2 separate regions of the Homo sapiens genome follow, and region 1 is linked to region 2. A link is an interaction called in ENCODE POLR2A ChIA-PET data of the cell type or tissue named here. Cell type or tissue: GM12878. All regions are shown on one strand. Each heading gives the region's core, and the rest is flanking DNA. Links, peaks and the distances in the headings are about the cores only.

Region 1 (5,323 bases), core at 124-5,123, 350 kb before region 2:
CTCCATTATTTGCAGATGGAGATATGACATCGTCATACAAATCTATCTGATCATGCCCACCATATTCAGCTTCCTGAGATACAGAAATAATGCTCTAGATTATACAAAAGTCAAAATACTACTAAAATAGACTTGAATACAAATTCAACTTTTTGTTTTAAAAATCTGATGGAAAAAGGCCAAGGATTTCAGTACAAATCTTTTTCCACTTTATGCAATAGATGTATTCTTGAACAGGTCTAAAAAGTGAATTTCTTGCCGGGAGTGGTGGCTCACACCTGTAATCCCAGCACTTGGGAGGCCGAGGCAGGTGGATCACTTGAGGTCAGGAGTTCGAGACCAGCCTAGCCAACATGATGAAGCCCTGTCTCTACTAAACATACAAAAATTAGCCAGGCATGGTGGCACACGCCTGTAATCCCAGTTACTCAGGAGGCTGAGGCAGGAGAATCGCTTGAACCTGGGAGGCGGAGGTTGTAGTGAGCCAAGATCGTGCCATTGCACTCCAGCCTGGGCGACAGAGCAAGACTTCATCTCAAAAAAAAACAAAAAAACAAAAAAAGGGGGTTTCCTTTATTTCTTTTCTTTTTTTTCTTTTTTTTTTTTTTTTTGTAGAGACCAGGTCTCGCTACATTGCCCACGCTAGTTTCGAACTCCTGAGTTCAAGCAATCCTCCTGCCTCGGCCTCCCAAATATAGGCTTGAGCCACTGCACCCAGCCTAAAGTTAATTTCTATATAACGAAACCTACTTTTCCACTGATATTTATTATAATATAAAAAATAAGTTCTTTTGGAAAAAGACATGGAAACAAAATAAGTAACATGAAACTTTCCTTGGAAATACTCTTAACTAGAAGTAATAACACACAAATGCAAATAGACAAGTTTTTTTTAAACTGACAGTAGAAAAATCACCCCAAAATCCAAAGCCATTATATCTTTAATATGACCACAGAAAAATAGTTATTATTTTCTATAGTATTCAGATCTTGTTTTCCAACCTTGAGGAAGCTACCAGTATTAAAAAAAAGCATAGTGAGCTGAGCCATAAAAGAAAGAAGAAATATGGGTATGTAAATAATTCAAAATGTCGTAATAAATGAACAAGGTAAAGAGAAATAAACGAAATACATGTAGAACAATCCAAATTAATTATCTTGCAAGTTGTATTATTCTCAGTGAACAAAGAGCTAATGCTTACCTGAATTCTTAGTTATCTAGTCAAGCAAATTAGCAAGAGAAAAGCAACAGACAACAAAAAGAGTATAGTAAAGCTTTGGCACTGTCACCAGCAGAATTAAAGCAATGCTACTGGGTGTCACTTACATGCCTAAATGATAATCAGGGAAAAGGAAAACTAAAATGAAACAGAAACAGGAGCAGGAAAAAAATAGAAGAGGGTTCAATTTGTAACTAAGTACATGAAAAATGAAATGTAGGTAAAAGCAGAACACTCAACACTATTTAATTGCCTTTGATAACCATTAAATAGACCATAAGCTTGACTAAGCCTGTAGCACAGGAAAATCTCCATTTTTATCTTCTACTCTCCCTTTCCACAACTAAGTACTTGTATTGGTGTGAACCATTTTATTCTTATGACATAGAACATCTGACATAAGGAAAAAGACAATTATAAGACAACCTGAAAGTTCAGACGTAACTTACAGATTCTCCCATTAATACAATTTACTAAAGAATTATACAAATGGCACATATGGAGGAGCTAATGGTTTTAGGGACTATTAGCCAAAATAGTCCCTAAATGGATAGAATGACCCAGAGAAAAGCATTTGTTATATGATGGTAAACAGAGCAACAAGATATTATGGGCCCAGGCTACTGTTTTGCTATTTAAAGGAGAGCCAGAATAAGATCTTTTATTTATTTTGTATTTTTTTAATTTTAATTTTTATTTATTTATTTTTTTGAGACGGAGTCTTGCTCTGTCGCCCAGGCTGGAGTGCAGTGGCGCAATCTCGGCTCACTGCAAGCTCCGCCTCCTGGGTTCACGCCATTCTCCTGCCTCAGCCCCCCCCCCCCCCCCCGAGTAGCTGGGACTACAGGCGCCCGCTACCTTGCCCAGCTAATTTCTTGTATTTTTTGTAGAGATGGGGTTTCACCGTGTTAGGCAGGATGGGTTAGCCAGGATGGTCTTGATCTCCTGACCTCGTGATCCGCCCGCCTCGGCCTCCCAAAGTGCTGGGATTACAGGTGTGAGCCACCACACCCGGCCGAGAATAAGATCTTTTTAAAAGAAAAAGAAAAAAGCCTAGTAGGGGAAATATCATTTATATTCCTAAATAAAGGGACCTCAAGTAATCATCAGGTAATCGTTTATGTAATTAATGACTTATCCAATTTACTAGTTACAGAATCTTTACATACCAATTTTACTTGTTACGAGGTAGAATGTCTATAAGACTTATTTAATAAGGGGTCTGGGATCTCAAGGTTAAATCAGAGAACAAAGCTAAATTTAACAAAGGGCAGAAACTAAGACCACAAGTCACTGAATAATGCCATAATTTTATTCTGTTTGTACAGCAATACTAAAATAATCTTTAAGAAATGAGTTTTTGTTAAACAAAGTAACATGCTCAAATTGCAATGACCACAGAAATTAGGAAAAAAGAGGGTAAGTTTTGTTATGAAGTTTCAGTGTGGCTGAAGCTTCAGGCGGTGTGGCTGCAGCAGTAGTTCCATGCACTTAAGATACTAAAAAGTTTCCCACAAGGGGTGTTGGGCACTTTAAACTCTCTTGCAATCCGGTTCTGAACATCAAGTAGAATTACTAATATTATTCAAAGGGAGTTGAGTTTCCATCCTCCTCAGCAGAAACTATAATCACAATATATGGTCTGAGGGAAAGTAAAAAAGAATGGAAGGGTTATTAACAGCAGGACTAAATGTATTTTTAAATTTACACTTTCACTTACATAAATAGGTGAACAGATTCTTTGTTTTCTTCTATTAGCTACAAACCTGTGAAAATGTTTACATAAGTAGACAAAAAATTTACAAGCATAATTGCAGCTACACTAACCTGGTATATCACAATCACTTACTATTTTTGTCCATCCATGAATTCCTATGTTGACACAAACCAATTTTCCACATTGATATGATTCTACCAATATTTAGGATCAGCCATTTTGTCTGGTAGTTGTACTGCTTCCAAGTGGTTGTAGTACGATCCTAATTAAGACCATGGTCCTGGGGTTTGATCTCCATGTGGACTAGTTAGCTTCTCTCTGTTCCAAGGCCACAGCCTGTACACTTAGCCCCAATGGTATACATTTAAACTTTGTGAAAAAACATAATGAATCTGAATACATTTGCTGCCATTACTAAAAATGAAACTCAAAGCACACTCTTTTGTAGTTATCAGTAACCTTCCTTTTAATCAGCTTCATATCACATCAATCCTCCAGCGTAAAAAAAAATACAGAACATACTGAACTTTGTTCTTACTTCATAAAGTGAGAAAATATGCATGATGTTTGCATGAGAAATTATGCAAAATGTATATCACAGGTCATATATAAATAAAGCTCTGTGAGCCTACTGAACAGACTAAAAAAAAGGTTTCCAGTTTGTCAAAGAAATATTTCACGGTATCATTTTTTATTACATGAAGGGTCTTTTCAATTATTACTTTTAATTTTAATGGCATTCAAAAAACAAGAAAATATCAACATCATTCCTCTAATTATCTTTGATACCAAATGTTGCCCAATCTTATCTGCTGTTCATAGTAGCTAGCCAGCTATGTTACATAAAGCTTGGAATAAACAACAGCTCTTAGGGTTTGTTTAAAAAAAAAAAAAACTCACTAATTTTTTTCATTCCCTACCATTCTAAATCACTACAATCATTCTTTAGACAAGGTATTCTCTCAACATTTTACACAACAAGATTATGCTCCACATGATATACAAATATCTGTTGCCAAGCCAGAGAAAATGGATGGCAAAATGACCAAAATCCTATTAGTTCCCTTAAAGTATGGCTTCTCAACCTTTTCATTATCCCTGTCTCCTCCCTCCCTTCAAGAAGTTACTTTTAGACATTTTTTCCCTAATTACCCCTCTTACAATTTTAATATCACAGATATACGATACATACTGTATACCACTATTGGGATGAACTTGTTGGCTGTCAAAATATTCATCATTCTCCCTGACAGGCCTGATATTTTTTTGATGGTTCTAAAATTACAGTAATATCATTCGAGGCTAGGCATGGTGGTTCATGCCTGTTAATCCCACCACTTTGGGAGGCCAAGGCAAGAGGATCCCTTGAGCCCAGGAGTCTAAGACCAGCCTGGGCAACTTAGGAAGATCCCATCTCTACCATAAAAATACATAAATACATACAAAATTCGTGCATTATATGATACTATCAGTAAATGCACAGCAAAGGCCACTTGTTTCAAAGCCTATTTTAAATTATTTCCATTTAGAGAAATATATGAAGGGGGGAAGTTACATTTTGCATTTACAAAATATATCCTATACCTCGGAAAAGAAATACTAGTATGCAAAATCCAATAGCAGATAACCTAATGCATACATTTTTAAAGAAAATATATCATTTTCTGGTTTTATCTAATTATGTTCTCAGTAGTTATTAAAACTGGCTAGTAATCCCTGTAAAAATCCCTTCCTTATATAATGGTAAGGAATTTGGTACTAAAAATATGCCACATAAACCATAGTGGACAATTCACAGGCAACTAAATTAACTGCACCCATAAATAACAAAATAGAGAAGAGTTCTAGCTTCCCTGAACATTTCTATCCATTTTTCTGAATCAATTCTACCTAGCTCATTCTCAACCTGACAGCTTTATTTCAGATGGTTTTCTAGTAAACATAAATAAATCATAAACAATGTTTCTCTGATATTTGTCCAAGAAATTTATTTTCATTAATTGGCTCAACAATTGGCTAGAATACATACATAATGACTGAACGTAAAGCAAAATGATTCATGACATAAAAACTGACTTATCGGATGTCCAGGTCCGTAACTCCTAAGTGAATTCTTTGTTCCAACTACTGCCTCTATACACCTCCATTCTTTTAAAAGTAATTAATCTATTTTTGTGTGTGACAAAGTCTCGTTCTGTCACTCAGGCTGGAGTACAGTGGCCTGATCTCAGCTCACTGCAGCCTCTGCCCCCCAGGTTCAAGCAATTCTCCTGCCTCAGCCTCTGAAGTAGCTGGAATTACAGGTGTGCACTATCATACCTGGCTAAATTTTGTATTTTTAGTAGAGACAGGGGTTTCGCCATGTTGGCCAGGCAGGTCTCAAACT
Region 2 (5,323 bases), core at 153-5,152:
TTTTCAGTTTATTTTGTTAAATAACAAGGAGCTTGTTTGCTGGATCATATGGCAAGAGTAGGTTTAGTTTTGTAAGACACTTGCAAACTGCTTTCCAAATTGGCCATTTTGCATTCCCACCAGCAATGAATGAGAGTTCCTGTTGCTCCACATCCTCGCCAGTATTTGGTGTTGTCAGTGTTCTGAATTTTTGCCATTCTAATAGGAATGCATTGATATCTCATTGTTGTTTTAATTTGCCTTTCCCTGATGACATATGATGTGACATATGATGACATCTTTTCATATGCTTATTTGCCCTCTGTTTATCTTCTTTGGTGAAATGCCTGCTGTTTCCATCTTTTGTCCATTTTTTAATTGAGTTGTTTATTTTCTTATTGTTGGGTTTTCAGAATTCTTTCTGTATTTTGGATAACTCTTTCATCAGACATGTCTTTTGCAAACATTTTCTCCAAGTCTGTGGCTTACCTTTTCATTCTCTTGATCCCTCCAGCTTTTTATTTAGAAAATTTTCAGTCCTATAGAAAAAAATACAAAAATAGTAAAATAAGCACTCACACATTATTCATATACATCCACCAGTTGTTAATATTTTGCCACATTTGCTTTATCTCTCTCATGAGCTCCATCTGTTGATTTTACTGAACCATTAGAAGTGATAAATGGCATGTCACATCATCCCAAAAAACACCAATATGCATCTCCTAAGCATGACTTCTTACTGCCTAATCATGACACATCATTATTAAACTAAAAATAATAACTCAGTAATATCCAACAACATACTGCATTTTTAAAGTTCTCCAGTAGTTCCCAGAATCAAATCAAGCAAGGCTCACCCATCGTCTACAGTCTCACAATCTAGGACAGTTCCCCTGCCTTTTTTTGGCATTGACCGATTCATATTGAACCAATTTTATGTCATTGGTTGATTCCTAATGAACCATTTCCTTGTCTACAAGCTCTTGGCTTGCCCTCTTACAGTGATGAGTTGGAGTCTCTCCATGACAGCACCAGACTGGAAATTCTTAACATGCTTTCCAGGCTCATTAACATTGAGATAGTCAAAATCTACACGATGTCCTCAATAATTTTGAGAACAGGCCATGAAAGAAAATGTTGTGAAAAATGTGTTTATGGTTAATGATTCAACACAGTTAACAGAGGTGACTTGGCTTTCTGCCCTGCCCTCATGGCAACATGCGGCTTCCCAGTTCAGCACTGTCCTCTGCTGTTAGGGCCTGGGAATTCTGAATGAGATTCAGTCCTTGGAGTTGAAAAAGTAATTTACCTGATGCTTGGTGGTGTGAATGTTTGTGACAGTTTTTGTGCTAATACATTTTGAAGGACATGTTCTCTCAAAATAGCCCCTTCCACTTTCTGAATCCACACTCCAGTTTTCTTTTTAACTTCAGTGAGTGGTAGTCTATTTGACCTGATGTGCAGATCTTCTGGCACATACATTTCTGCTGTCTCTTGGCATAACAAATTGGCAGTCTATCCCTATGTTATGTACACTGTTTATATTGAAAATTTGTCTTTAATTGGTCTGATACTACATCATCTGCTAGGGCCAGTAGTTTGTCATCAGCCAATTTGTACACCTGAGGCCCTCAAACAAACACGTGCTTACAATGTTTCTGGCACTATTTTTAAAGCTTGTAAGAATTAAATGAGATAGCACAACAACCCCATGAGGGTAAGTACCGTTAATCCCATAATATGGATGAGGAAACTGATTCATTTAGAGGGATTAAGCAATTTGCCCAATACCACATGGCTAGTAAGTGACAGAGCTGGGTTTTAGCTCTGACACTTTGATTCTGGAACCTGCACATTTCATCATTATGTCAGATGCCCTGAAGAGGATACTGTATATCATCTCATCTCACATGCTGTGTTCAGGCAGGTGACGTGCTGCTCAATGCTGGTTTTGATGTCTTTACTAAACTACTGATCTATTTTTGAGATTTAAATCTCAAAACAGTGATACTAGTGAGAAGTAGTCCACCTTTGTTAATCCACCAAATGTTCCGGTTAGGGAACCTAATTTTGGTAACTTCAAGGCCTCTCCTGCTATTGGGAGCTAAGCATCCTTCACTCTGGACTCTCACTTGCTTCACTTTAGAATGAGAGCTTTTTAGGGTAAAACTCAGGAAGTAGGATGACTGAAAGAAAAGCCTTTCTTCTCCACAGTAGCTTATGGGGAAACTAGTAAATTAATTGCCATTATTCCTTGCCACTAAAGGATGAGTTCTTATGGTAGCAATAAATAGACAATAGGGCTGTGCAGACCTCCAACAAACTGTCTTTTCTGGGGTCAAAAGGGGTCTGAATTAACCTCTTCTTAAATTACAGCTCTGTGACACCTGCAGGCACTCATAACAAATAAGAACACCAGGCCAGGCACAGTGGCTCATGCCCGTAATCCTAACATCTTGGGAGGCTGAGGTGGGTGGATTGCTTGAGCTCAGGATTTCAAGACCAGCCTAGACAGCATGGCAAAACCCCATCTCTACAAAAAAAAAAAAAAAATACACAAATTAGCCAGGCGTAGTGGTCCATGCTTGTAGTCCCAGATACTCAGGAGGCTGAGGTGGCTGACTTGAGCCCTGGGAGGTCAAGGCTATAGTGAGCCATGATTGCACCACTGCATTCCTGCCTGGCTGACGGAGTGAGACCAATAGGGCAGCAAGAAACAAAACCTCAACACTGAACCGGAATGTCCATGACATACTGTAAAAAAAGAAACCTCAAATGGACAATAACTGTATAGTGCTAGTTGTAATGATTGTGCCTTTTTTTTTTTTTTTTTTTGAAACGGAGTCTCGCTCTGTCACCCAGACTGGAGTGCAATGGCACGATCTCCACTCACTGCAACCTCTGCTTCCCGGGTTCAAGCGATTCTCCTGCCCAAGCCTCCTGAGTAGCTGGGATTACAGGCACACACCACCACGCCCGGCTAATTTTTTGTAACTTTAGTAGAGACGAGGTTTCCCCATATTGGCCAGGCTGCTCTGGAACTCCTGACCTTGTGATCTGCCCACCTTGGCCAAGAAATCTCTTTAAGTATTCATTTGTACTTTAAGGTAATGCTCGATCTCGCTCTTAGTACAGCTGAATTGTCCTTCAAAAAGATGATCTGGTTATGTTTGACCTCTTCCTCAAGGGACCAAAAAGGGAAGTTCTCAGCTTTTTATAGTATGAGGTCCCTAGAGGTTTTCACTTTGGGGATTTAAAAACAAGTTTCCTGTAGCTATATGGAGGAAAAAAAAAAAAAAACCTAAAGGGGAACATGGAAGAATTATAATGATTGGGGCATGATAATTATGTCCAGTTTTTAAAACTCCATTCTTAAAAATGTCTTATAATTTATAGGTTAAAAATTTAAATGTTTAGAGGAAGCAGGACAGGTTTATGAGTCTCTGACCTGGGAATGGAGTGGGAGGAATAGAGAAGGTGGGGTTGCAAGAGGAGAAAGGCAGAGGAATTTCCTACCGTCTTCCTGTTTTTTGTTGATGGTTAGTGATTAATGAGACAAGCTGTTCTGTTTCTCTGGGAGTCTTGACTGTCTTGAAGAAAAAAAAGAAAATTTATTGCAACCCAATGCAGCTTCAGATTTTTCCTCTATTTTTTTTTTTCAATTAAAAACGTAACTGTCCCTAATTTAGGAACTGAAATTCCCAAACCTCCCCATTCACCTATTCAGGAAGAAATGAAATGGAACCTAACATCTACATTTCTTGGGTATAATATCAAAACTTTAATACTATGGGGATGAACATGTAAGCAAATGCAACTCTATCTCCCCATAATGTTGGAAGAATCTAACTTGAAACCAGACATTTGGTTTGGATCTTGGCACTTTCTTGCATGGAAATATTCCAAGAAGGTGCATTGACTCTTGATTTGATCTAGAAAACTGGGTTCTTTCCAGAGCCCACCCAGGATGGCACCTCATAGACTAACTATGGACTTTTCCATCAATACTGGAAAACAGTTTCATCTAATCCCCGGACCAAAGGTGACTCGGACTCCAAGTGAGCTTCCTCAGGTTTGTTTGTTAATTTATCCAATCATCCATTCACTCAGCAAACATTTATCAATCATTTGCTATGTATATGCCAGACACTACACCAGATTTTGCAAGCACAGAGATACAAAATCCCTTGCTTGCAGGAAAACCTTTGGTTTCAATAAATGATAGGAGAGGGGTTGCAGGGGTACTATCTATGAAAGTTCAAAGGAAGCATCTAACTTAGGGTGGTAGGGGATGGGGCTGAGCAGAAGGATCAGGAAGGTGTTGGATGGCAGGAGGCTTTTAGCTGAGCCTTGAAAAGGCAAGGGGAGGTTGGCCGCTTTGATGGGGTGGGCTAAGGACTATCCATGCAGAAGAAAGAGCAGGTATTAAAGGTGTCAAGGCAGGGAGTTACCTCCTTTGGGAACTACACATAAAGAAGAATGGCTAGGGCCTGGTGTATGGGATTGGGGTGGGAAACCCAAGGCAGGAAGAAGACAGATCCCAAGAGGTCTGGTGTGCATGCTGAGGGGATCAGGTGCCATCTCAATGCCATGGGGAGTCATTGAAGGAAAAGCAGTTAGAGCCATGGGATCCAGTTCACATATGATCAATCACCCAAACAAAGGAAAGTTTACTCAACAACATGTTTTCATTTGGACTTCATTTTGTCAAAGCATGAAAGTGATGTCAGAAATAGAAATGAGTGTATTCATGGCACACCACCACACCCAGCTAATTTTTGTACTTTTTGCAGAGAACTCCTGACCTCAAATGATCCACCTGCCTCGGCCTCCCAAAGTGCTGGGATTACAGGCGTGAGCCACTGTGTCTGGCCTAAAACACATTTTCTAAGATTTCTTTACTTCTGGGCCACCTCCACAAAATTTTATGGTTCTGGGAACCCCTATCTGAAAAAGCACAGGTATCAGCAATAAGTATAATGAACACTCACTAGAGGGAAAGTCATTTTGGTTTGGGTTGGTTATGGAAGCAGTGTCATATGAAAAGGGCTGGACTGTACTGCAGAAATAGAAGACCCACAAATTGCTATGGCTTATAACAGAAAAATAAAGATTTAGATGTCACTCATATGTCCATTATTGAACAGTTGTGACTCTGCTCCCTGTCACCTTCCCTCCAGGACCGAAGCTGACAGAGCACCCTCTATCCAATCATTGCCTGTCTTATGTCAGAGGGAAAGGAGATGGCAAATCATGCATCAGCCCTTAAAGCTCTGCCCAGAAGTGGTACATTACCATTTCTGCCCACATTTCACTGGCCAGAGCAGGTCACATGATATGC

What was found. ChIA-PET counts read pairs that join two places held together with the same protein. Peaks named below come from ENCODE experiments on the same cell type or tissue, not always from the same donor. Only the 100,000 strongest peaks of a DNase experiment are listed, where the experiment ranks them.
Region 1: POLR2A ChIA-PET joins it to region 2 with 6 read pairs; 4 of 35 experiments call an interaction of 5 or more read pairs at or near these places.

What each region holds. Positions count from the first base shown.
Region 1 is chr12:69,245,879-69,251,201 of GRCh38, reverse strand. It overlaps CPSF6 (cleavage and polyadenylation specific factor 6), which reads right to left. Exons shown (of 10, transcript NM_007007.3): 2 at 1-73. Among named protein-coding and RNA genes, the nearest start is that of CPSF6, 9.0 kb to the right of the region's middle. RefSeq lists an enhancer at 4,932-5,323. In GM12878, for the core only: no CTCF peak of the experiment used is centred there; no DNase peak of the experiment used is centred there.
Region 2 is chr12:68,895,231-68,900,553 of GRCh38, reverse strand. The region is part of intron 2 of CPM (carboxypeptidase M); the gene reads left to right. Among named protein-coding and RNA genes, the nearest start is that of CPM, 35 kb to the left of the region's middle. In GM12878, for the core only: no CTCF peak of the experiment used is centred there; a DNase peak (open chromatin) is centred at 3,193.